Linked DNA regions of Homo sapiens: regions 2 and 3 are each linked to region 1. The links are chromatin contacts, found by Hi-C in ENCODE. All regions are on one chromosome and are shown on one strand. Each heading gives the region's core, a stretch centred on a gene start or an enhancer-like site at or near the end of the contact. The rest is flanking DNA. Distances are from core to core; before and after follow the strand shown.

Evidence for each region. A loop is a pair of places that touch in the nucleus more often than their neighbours do. Pooled maps may share reads with other maps.
Region 2: a loop to region 1 is called in a map with no recorded cell type, with 8 times the contacts of the local background. The contact joins the enhancer-like site here to the promoter of DEPDC5 in region 1. A Hi-C loop is called at or near these places in 1 of 168 maps with a recorded cell type or tissue (naive thymus-derived CD4-positive, alpha-beta T cell), 1 of 37 single-sample maps with no recorded cell type and 8 of 50 pooled maps.
Region 3: a loop to region 1 is called in a pooled map, with 5 times the contacts of the local background. The contact joins the enhancer-like site here to the promoter of DEPDC5 in region 1. A Hi-C loop is called at or near these places in 5 of 50 pooled maps.

Annotation. Positions count from the first base shown.
Region 1 is chr22:31,752,421-31,755,798 of GRCh38, reverse strand. DEPDC5 (DEP domain containing 5, GATOR1 subcomplex subunit) reads right to left here and starts at 1,780. Exons shown (of 43, transcript NM_001242896.3): 1 at 1,635-1,780; 2 at 820-937. The coding sequence starts at 877. RefSeq lists a silencer at 1,706-2,015.
Region 2 is chr22:32,136,298-32,139,675 of GRCh38, reverse strand. No RefSeq gene overlaps it. Among named protein-coding and RNA genes, the nearest start is that of C22orf42, 21 kb to the left of the region's middle. Within about 2 kb of position 1,620, at least 9 of the 41 ENCODE cell types and tissues checked have a DNase peak (open chromatin) inside an H3K27ac peak, as active enhancers do.
Region 3 is chr22:32,049,229-32,052,606 of GRCh38, reverse strand. It overlaps SLC5A1 (solute carrier family 5 member 1), which reads right to left. Exons shown (of 15, transcript NM_000343.4): 2 at 2,593-2,664. Among named protein-coding and RNA genes, the nearest start is that of SLC5A1, 7.7 kb to the right of the region's middle. Within about 2 kb of position 1,751, at least 7 of the 41 ENCODE cell types and tissues checked have a DNase peak (open chromatin) inside an H3K27ac peak, as active enhancers do.

The sequences.
Region 1 (3,378 bases), core at 531-3,030:
AATGGAAAATTATTCCCTTACAAAAGAAAAAAAAATTATACTAAGTGCCCTTTTATTCTTCAGATTTATGGATTCAAGGCACTAAGGAGAGCTGGGTACAGTGGCTCACGCCTGTAATCCCAACTATTAGGGAGGTTGAGGTTGAGGTGGAAGGATCTTTTGAGCTCTAGAGTTCCAGACTAGCCTGGGCAACATGGGGGACCGTGTCCCAAAAAAAAAAAGAAAAGAAAAGAAAGGAAAAAAAATAGATGTTAAGAGAAACTATTCTAAAGCCCTTCAACTTTCAGATAAGGTACACTAGGAGCTTGCCCAAGGTCACCAGGAAAATTAGAAGCAGAGTAGATACTCAGACTATAGCTCAGTGCAGAATAACATGCTGTATCCTGCTCCTTCTTCCCATGCCTACAAGCCAGGCAAAGGTTCATGCTTTGATCATACCTGCTCTATGCACATCTATGCCACTTCTCTCTCACTCAATGTAAAAACTGATAAACGATTTTAGTTTCTCTTATCTGCCAAACCAGTGCAGGCTGGAATTTTATGGAACATACACGGAAGATTTGTAATTAATAATGCAATTCAACAAATGAAGGGTAGTAAACCGGCAGCATTCACAATGTTCCTTAAAAGTCTGAATGCAAATGCATTAGAAGGGTCCTGCCATCCTCCTATTGTTACTGTATGACAGTTGCTGCTTTAGTCTGTTTAGTCGCCTGTTTAGCCTCAATTGTCACACGAGTCAGTGTGTAATTTCTAGGTATTGCACACACCAGAACCTCAGCCAACTTACAAAACCTCTAAAGACCAATCGATACTGACCACTGCCCCCAAAGCCCTTCTTGTGGATGACGAGTTTGTAGACCTTTGTTGTTCTCATCTTGCACTGTTTTTCCCTTTAGCTGTTCCAAGCTTGGGGCAGAGAAGTCATCTTGCCTCCCTGCCACAGAAATACAAACGAAAAGGTTGGAATGTCAGATTTTTCCTTGCAACCACTCTTTGATTTTAGGCCAGTGAAGATACTGGTGTTCCTCTGCTGTGAAGTGGTGCCAAGTGACTCTCGGAAGAAGTCACTCCTCCAGTTACAAGGAGCGATGGAGAACAAATAGAACCACAGAATCCAGGAACTAAGGGGAATTCGGGCCAGGGGCTAGTCAAACCTAGGAGAAGATATTCTATCACACCCCCATAGGGGAAGCATTGCGCTGAATGGGTGCTCATCACCTTGTCTCCATCTACACCAATAACACCCAAATAGTAAAGAGATCTTAAAAGAGGTTAGCCCACTCATTTTGTAGATGATGAAAGTGTGACTCCGGGCAAGGGACTTGCTCAAGGTCACTCGAGACTTAAGAGACACTCCCACCATTCTCGTTTTGCTGCCAATGTCCTGAGCAAGGCAACCACAAAGAGGAGGAAGGCAGAAGTTCCTTCCCCAAACCTCGGTCTGTGCGAACTCTCAGCAGACCTTCCCTGACTCCGTTTCACAGCTGAGGCCGTTGAGGCTCAGAGAGGGAGAGAGACTTGTCCAAGGTCACACAGCGGAATGGGGATGGAGCCTGGAACTCGAACCTGGGCCAAGGTCCCCTATCTCAAGCCCCCCCAATCCCCAGTCCGGGGCGGGCAGCTCCACTCACCGAAGCTCTAGAGCCCCTTCCCGCCTCTGGCCGGGGCACTGAGGGCTGGACCCTCTCCAGGTTCCCTGCGCCTCCTCCAGATACCCCGCCTACGCCCGCGCGGCCCGCGCTGTTCCGCCCCTAAGCCTGAAGCGCCTACTAGGCCCGCCCCGACCGTGTAGCGCTCACCTGAGAACCCGCGCCGCTCCGGTGGCTCCGCCCCGGGGCCCCGCCTCCTTCCCGCCCTCGCGCCCCCGCGCCGCTCTCGCCGGGCCTCCGTCTCGTCTCGGTGGCCGCACCACTTCCTCATCCGGGGCTCGAGCCGGGGGCGGGGCGTCGTGTGCGGCCTCTTCCTTGGGCCACCTCCTGGCGTTTCCTGCCCTCGAGCACTAGAGCCTCCCGCCCCACGGAGGAAATCCATTTCCTCCTAGTCTATCCGAAGTAGATCCATGGCCACAGAGCTTCGTTTCCGACTCAGTGATCTCCCCACAGGGGAAACGAGATCCGTCAGAGCTCCGTTTTCTGTTATATGAACGAGGTTAATGACTCATGTGGCCTCATTGGGCAGCTAAGAGGCGCCAACGAGAGTTTCTGGGAGGACTTCTGTAAAATGCAAGGGGCTGAGCACGCGAGAGTTAGGGTGATGGCCTCTGCTGGGAAGTGTCCACTTACGGGGGGCTTTTCAAACCCTTGCAAACTCTAAACGACGTTCTGCGCCCCTCAGGTTATTAATAAGAATGGCTGCCGTGGCTTCATAGTCCTTATGTAATCATTGCATCCCTATTACCTGATGGATGCAGGAGGCAGATACTATCCTATTTCACAAACCAGGAAACAGCCTGAGGACACAAAACCCTTCAGAAGGAAGCAAGGACGAATCCTGACCCGTTCCCAGAACGGGGCCTTTAACCAACATCCTTTGGTCATACCCAGGGCACTGCCTAAACTCGCGTCTGTCAGGATATCTTTCTCTCCAAGCAGAAAACCAGAGAGCTGGGTGGGCTGGGTCAGGCTCTGGCCAAGGACTCCTGACAATTGCCAGCTCCGCCTGCTGCCACTGATACCCCCGCCCCCTAGTCCAGTCCACCGTTTCTGACCTGAGCGGCAGCAACTCGATAGGGACTCCCTGCTTCCCCTCTTGAAGCCAGAGAGACCTTATAACTAGAATCGGTGTCTTGGGTCACGCCTCTCCTCTGCTGCTTCTAATCACACTGACTGCTAAATCTAAACGACACAGCACTTGTCTTAAATTTCTTTATATCTTTAATACTAACAGTGCCCATTTCTTACGGATTTGGAAAACTTAAAAATGTTGAAAGAAAAAACATGTTACACTGTAGTGAAAGATTCTGCAGTGGACCAAGGGGACCCTGGGACAGGACAAGCAACGTTCTTAAGCATGGATGCCTTTATGTTGGGACTCAGGAGAAGTTAGGTAAATAATGCAAGTGTTAAGTAATTGCAATTTTTTTGTTTGTTTGTTTTTTTGTTTTTGTTTTGAGATGAGGTCACCCTCACCCAGGCTGGAGTGCAGTGGCATGATCCCGTCTCACTGCCATCTCTGCCTGCCTGGCTCATGCGATCCTCCCACCTCAGCCTCCTAGTAGCTGGGATTACAGGTGCATGCTCAGCTAATTTTTGTATTTTTTGTAGAGACGGGGTTTTGCCATGTGGCCCAGGCTGGTCTCAAACTCCAGAGCTCAAGTAATCCGTCCGCCTTGGCCTCCCAAAGTTCTGGGATTACAGGCACCAATCACTGTAGCCG
Region 2 (3,378 bases), core at 371-2,870, 380 kb before region 1:
CATATTTATTCAATTTTTAATGTCTGACCTTTTATAGACTTTTTTAACCTTTTATAATTTTTGTCAAAGAGCAGGTTAGCGCTTTAAGAAAAATCTGTTGTGTTTTTATTTTAATGTCCAGTTCACAGAAAAACTGGATGATACCCCTTTAACTTTAGCCAATATGTTTACACACAGAATTTTCTTTACAATTAATGTTTCAAAACTTGCTTAAACCTTCAAAACAATTTTTGTAACCTTTTAATGTAGGTAAAAATCCACATTCTTATGCTTCCTTATAATCCTTTTACCAAAGGCATATTTTACTTTCCTTATATACCTTGCACATAAACTGTTTCTTCAACAGTTTTACATTCAGGAGGATAATTAATTTAAATTATACAACATTTCTTGCATAAATTTCTTTTTCTAACACTTTTTTTCATGATTTTCACAGACAATTCTTCGACATGTCTCAACTTTCTGACTTATTGGAAACATCCCTTTCCTTAAACAACTAGTTAATTTATTTCAGGACAAGAATTTTCCATATAACATTCCTTTTTATATAAATTCTGCACCCCCACTTTTTTTCTTTTTTCTTTTTTTCGAAGATGATAACCATTCTTTTCCAAAGCAAACTTCCTTCAGGTCTGTGGACTAGACTGTCTAAGGCCACAGATTAGAAGTTACTATCATACACGTTACACTGTTAACTTTTAGCAAAACAACTTTACTTTTGTTGAAAACCTTGTAAGTGTGGGATTTCAATTATCCTTTGCTATTAATAAGACTTTGTTTAGTCCAGATTAACTTAGAATTGGTATAGATGGCTTTTTTTTTTCCTGGTTCTGTAAGTACTTCAAGGCTTGGCTGGGTGGCAAAGTTGAGCAGACCAATTATTAGGCAATTTTCCTAACTCTACTTCTACAAGAGTTTTCCTCAATTACAAAATACCCATTGTGGTTTTTCTCCTTAATCACCTGGGAGGAACTATCTATCATCCTGTCCTGAAGGTAGTTCCTCCTAGGTCTGGTCGGATCTTTGTATGGTAATTAAGATTTAAATTCCCTGTTAGGAAATCTTCTGGGTTAAGGGAATTTTCAGGGGTTTATGTTAAATCATCTTTTTCTAACGGAGTAGCCCCATACTTTAAGATTTTTGAGTTATTAAGCTACCTTTTTGCTTTTTTTTTTTTAACTTAGGATACTTCTGAACTGGTGAGGTGTGCTCACAATGAGGTTTCCTCTAAAAGTTATTTTTCTACTTTCTTCTGTCAGCAAAGCAGTTGCCGCTACAGACTGAATGCATTCGGGCCACCCGTGGGTTAATGGGTTCAAGGAATTCACACCAAATCAGAATCAAAACCAAAACCAAAGTGCAGATAAAGGACACGCCCGTTCGTCAAGCAATTTAAACCAAGTCAAAACCAAAACCAAAACCAAAACCAAAGTGCTGATAAAGGCACGCTGTGGGTGATCAGGCCATGCTTCCACTCAAATGGAGTGGACAAGTTCCCAAGACAGGTCCTGTCAAGCAATTCAAGTCAAAATCGAAACCAAAACCAAAGTGCCGATAAAGGCACGCCCATTTGTCAAGTAATTCAAACCAAGTCAAAATCAAAACCAAAACCAAAGTGCCGACAAAGGCACGCCCGTTTGCCAAGGAATTCAAACCAAGTCAAAATCAAAACCAAAACCAAAGTGCCGATAAAGGCACTCTGTGGGTGATCAGGCCATGCTTCCACTCAAATGGAGTGGGCAAGTTCCCAAGACCAGTCCTACCATGTTCCAGATATACGGACTCCAAGCGCCAGTTCCCTCCCGGTGCTCAGCCACTGCATTGATCCTCTGCTGGGGCCTGCCATGCACTGCTCTGACAAGGCATTCCACCGGGGCAAATGCCTACCCAGGAGCATGCTCAGGATCCACGTAGCTCAAGCTGGCCAGAGTCCCCTGCAGGGATGCTCCACAGGGCAAGCCTAAGCCACCTAAGGGGCTGCTTCACTTCCCGGTCAGGGAACCAAGAAATGTAGCAGGATGAGCCACAGACAAAACTCCTCAGACACCGGGTTAAAGAAGGAAGAGGCTTTATTAGGCCGGGAGGTCAGCAGACTTGCGTCATAAGAACAGAACCGAGCTCCCCAAAGAAAGAGTTCCTGGCCCTTTTAAGGGCTTACAACTCTAAGGGGTCCACGTGACAGGGTCGTGATAGACTGAGCAAGCATGGGGTACATGACTAGGTGGGGGTAAGCAAGGCAAGTATTTCTCCACACCATTGTCTGTGATCTATAGATAGCACAAGCGATTAGGGTGGGGGTTAATCTTCAGCCTACAGGCTAAAGCAACACCAGAGAGGATGGAAGTGAGACCCCTGGAGTTGTGGTTGTGGTCAGATTGGACCTTCCCGTGGCTGCTGAGACTCTGGGGCATTGGGGATACCTGAGGATGCCTCCCTGCTCTTACTTTGTGGTCACCAAGAGATCAGGGTTACCACAACCCTATAACGTAGAGAATCCCTGTCCCCTTCCATGCCACTTCACTCCTTAGGGAAGCAAACGCCCTCCCAGGAGCTCATTCCCATTCCTGGGCCACAATCAAAGGGAAAACCTGATCCAGACATGAATTTCCTTGGGCCTCTGCATTTCCAGACATCCTGTCATTGTATGCATGGGGCTGACTGTCTCATCTCAGCTTCAGAAGCGCAGGCAGAGTTGTGGACACCCTGCTGAGCAAATGCCCACCGGAGTCAGGGGTTCAGCTTTCCTGCACCACAGCTGCAGGTGGGGGCTGGGGAGGGGGGCATAGGGGGTCCTAGGGAGTAGTTTTTGTATGAGCCTGTGTCACAGCGCTTGATGTTTAGCAGAGAGACCCAGCTGACCGTCCTAAAGAAAGGTGCAACCGAAACTCACTTCACGGGGCCTTTATAACTGAATGAGACAACATACTTAGGTATCTGGTCCTTGATATCTGAGAGATGCTGAGTAAATGAAAATGATCCTTTCTCCCTCTCTGATACTTAACGCGGCCCCTTACATTAGGCTGCTGGTTCTGGAGAGTCGCAGGGAAGCAGGATGGCTCACGCTGCTTTCTCCACAAGCTCTGGCACCCGGTAAGAACCAGCACAGCATGCATGGAGCACACACCATACACTAGGCTTGGTGCTAAGAGCTTTACATGCTTGATCTCATTTAACTGCCCTCAGAAGTCAGGGGATGATCCCCATTTCAGAGAACACTGAGGTTCATAAATGTCAAATAACCTGCCTGGAGGAATCAGGTCTGAGAACAAGGTCTGTGCTCATGACCACTGGGTGGAACCCTTCTCAACATGGTACCCGTGGTCCCAGAGTCACAGGCCTTCTTAAGATGTGAAATTTGGTTAGAGATCAATTTCCTAT
Region 3 (3,378 bases), core at 502-3,001, 300 kb before region 1:
AGGTAGGAATTGTTTCCCCCAGGCTTATGAAGAGTCAAGTACTTATCTTTCCTTCTCACTTCTTCCTGGAGTGCATCCCTGCCTCTCTCATGTCCAGTTGCCTGGTTCCCTCTCTTCCTCTCCAATTCATGAGCTCCCCACCCATGTGTTGGGACTACCAGGTTTTTCTAAGACACCCTTTGGCCCCTCTGGTGACATCATAAGTGGCTGGACTTTGACCTGATCATTAGGTTTTAGAAACATAACGATAAAATCAGATATATTTTACCCAAGAGGACTTGAAAAGTTTGAGAACCTGTCCTCTTTCTTCAGGGAAAATTTTCATCAGGGTCTCTGGTCGGCCCCAAATGAAATAATTTCTTGGTTTTCAGACCAATCTTTAGGCCACACCAATTGGCCTCATAAATTTCCATCTCAAAAGACAAGGAGAAAGAGACCTGAATAACCAGAAGATCAGAGGAAGTCTTAGCTCTGTCATTATCTTGTGTAAACGTGGGCAACCCATGGGGTTAATCATCATCTTCACTCTACTTACCTCACTAGATCATTGAGGATTCAATCAGATAAGTGATATGACAGTCCTTCAATAGGTTTCAGTTGCAAAGAAGAACAAGAGCTAAACCTGAGGGTTTAATGTGTGCCAGGCTCTGTTCTGAGACTGTCTGTGTGTGTCCTCAAAACAAGAAATCTGGCCCTCCACCTATTTTTGCAAATAAAGTCAGCCACATCCATTCATTCATCCATTTTCCTTGGATGTTTTTGTGTTACAACAGCAGAGTGGAATAGTTGTGACAGAGATTGCATAGCAGCAAAGCTAGAAATATTTAGAATCTGGCCCTTTACAGAAAAAGTTTGTCAACTATTTTGTTGTTGTTTTGTTGTTGTTGGGTTTGGGATTTTTGTTGTTGTTGTTTTTGTTTTTTGGGGTTTTTGTTGTTGTTGTTGTTGTTTGAAACAGGGTCTCACTCTGTCCCCCAGGCTGGAAGGCAGTAATGCAATCATGGCTCACTGTAGCCTTCACCTTCCCAGATCAAGCGATCCTCCCACCTCAGCCTTCCAAGTAGCTAGGACTACAGGTGCACACCACCACGCCCAGCTAGTTTTTAATTTTTCTGTAGAGATAAGATCTTGCTATGTTGCCCAGGCTGGTCTTGAACTCCTGAGCTCAAGCAATTCTCTCACTTCTGCCTCCCAAAATGCCTGGATTACAGGTGTGAGTCACTGTGCCTAGCTGAAACTTAGAATTTTAGTCCTGGAAGAGCCTTTGAGATTCCTTATCTGACCAGCTCCACATTATAGAGGAGACTCTCAGAGACTCAGAGATTAATGAATTGCCCAATGTCACAAAGCTGGAACAAGCCAAATCCTGTGGCTCCTTGTGCAGTTCCCACTCCCTGCCCTTTGGAATGCTTCTTTCTGAATCTAAGGGAGCTGATCCCATGGAGCTGGCTCTGCCAGTAGTCCTGGTAGGTGTGATCAAACTCTCTTCCAAAACAAGAGTCTCTCACTGGGCTGTGTACCTGGGGCCTCACTTCTCTGTGTAATTTCTGCTGCCAATATCCAAAGAGTGGGGAATTCCCCTTCGAAGCTCAGCCCCTGAGCTTCACAGCTTTCCTACCATCACATCTCCGCACAGACAGCTGTGAGTGAAACGTGGCAAACCCTGGTGCCACATAAAAAGGGAATCCTGGGCCACCAACCAGCCCACAGTTACGTAAGGTACAGTTTCATGGTTTCATGTTACTCAGATGAGTTGCCTTGGCTTGCCTCAAGCATGACTCAGGCTTCCGGGGACCTCCCAGCCCAGATCCCTATGTAAGCTGACTCTTCTTGTAATTTCAATCCTGGAGTCCTTGCTCCTTCCCTCTGATTGTCCCTTGCTTCTATCCTCAAGCCAACACACAAACTGTTTTTCTCTCTGGGCCTCATTCAGTTTTCAGGAACAGAGTCTGTTTCCAGAGTTTCTGAATCTTCACCTGTTTCAGGTCATAACCACTCCTTTCAAAGCCCCCTAAACCCCAGGAATGCCCAAAACCAGTCTCTCCTCTATCCAGTATGTTTTCAGACTTTATGAGCTCTGATTTTCTCCTACTTTTCTTGTGGGTGACAACCCAAACCCTCTCTGTCTCAGGTATATCAACCCAGGTCAATACAAGTTGTTCCTTCTTCCAGAAGCTTCTCTGCTGCCCACTCTTCCTGTGGCACAAAGCGACTGGGATAAAGGCAGATGGAGGGGCAAAGGGCAAGTGAGATGTCAGCAGTGGAGAGCCTCTGACCCCTGTGATATGTTCCTTGGGCCAGCGCATTTGAGAACTAATATTCTGGTTATGGATTTATGGACCAATGATAGGCTTTGAACCAACTTTGTATTTTATTGAAGGACTCTAAGGGTGATTTATTTAAAGGCTATTCCCTTACTACAAGAGATTAAGGGTGCCCAGGAGACCCGATGAGCATGAGACTCACTGTCAAGAATCTGGTTGGGATCCTTGAATCCTAGAATCACCACCACCCAAAGCCAAGAAGAAAATGAGTTCCTAAAGGGAGTATCAGTTAAGCAGTTATGTAAATAGCATTTCAGAGAAAACTTACCGGCCACCACACCATACTTCGGCCTGCCAGGAAGAAGCCTCCAACAGTCCCACGATTGGTGGAAAACATAGCCTGAGGAGGAAAGGGTCAAAAATGTAATCGAAAACTAGAAGAGTGGCCTTGCCAGCCAAAAGGACATACCTCCCCATTCGTGCACCTTCTTCTACCCACTCCACTTTCTGAAACACTTTCACATTCCTTCTTCCCCTGCAGCCTCAAAAGACTTAGATGAAGGAGGCAGGAACCTACATTTGACAGACAAGGAAACTGAGGCTCAGAAGATACATACAGCTTACTGTAGGGCTAGTGCGAAATTAGCTTCCAGTATCACTTCCAGCAAGTCACTCCACCTGGATCTGCTTGCTTGTCTGTTAAATGGCAGGAATGGAACTTTTTATGCCTTTCTTACAAGCATATTGAGGTTCCTAATGAATGCTATATTTATTTTAGCCTCCTGAGTAGCTGGGATTACAGCCACATGGTGGCATGTGCCTATAATCCCAGCTACTCAGGAGGCTGAGGTGGGAGAATCATTTGAGCCCAGGAATTCAAGACCAGCCTGGGCAACATAGCAACACCCATCTCAAAAAAAAAAAAAAGAAAAAGAAATATCATACTTTTAAAAAGTACCATATGGGATGTGAGTTATATCTTTGTTACCAGAAAAGTGAAAAAATGCTCTAAGAATGCAAGGCATTTGTACTAAATATTAAATAAAAGACCAGACAAATTCAAGTCTTTCCTCTCTGAGGGTGTAGGTAGCAGGTTGCTGGAATCATCATATAT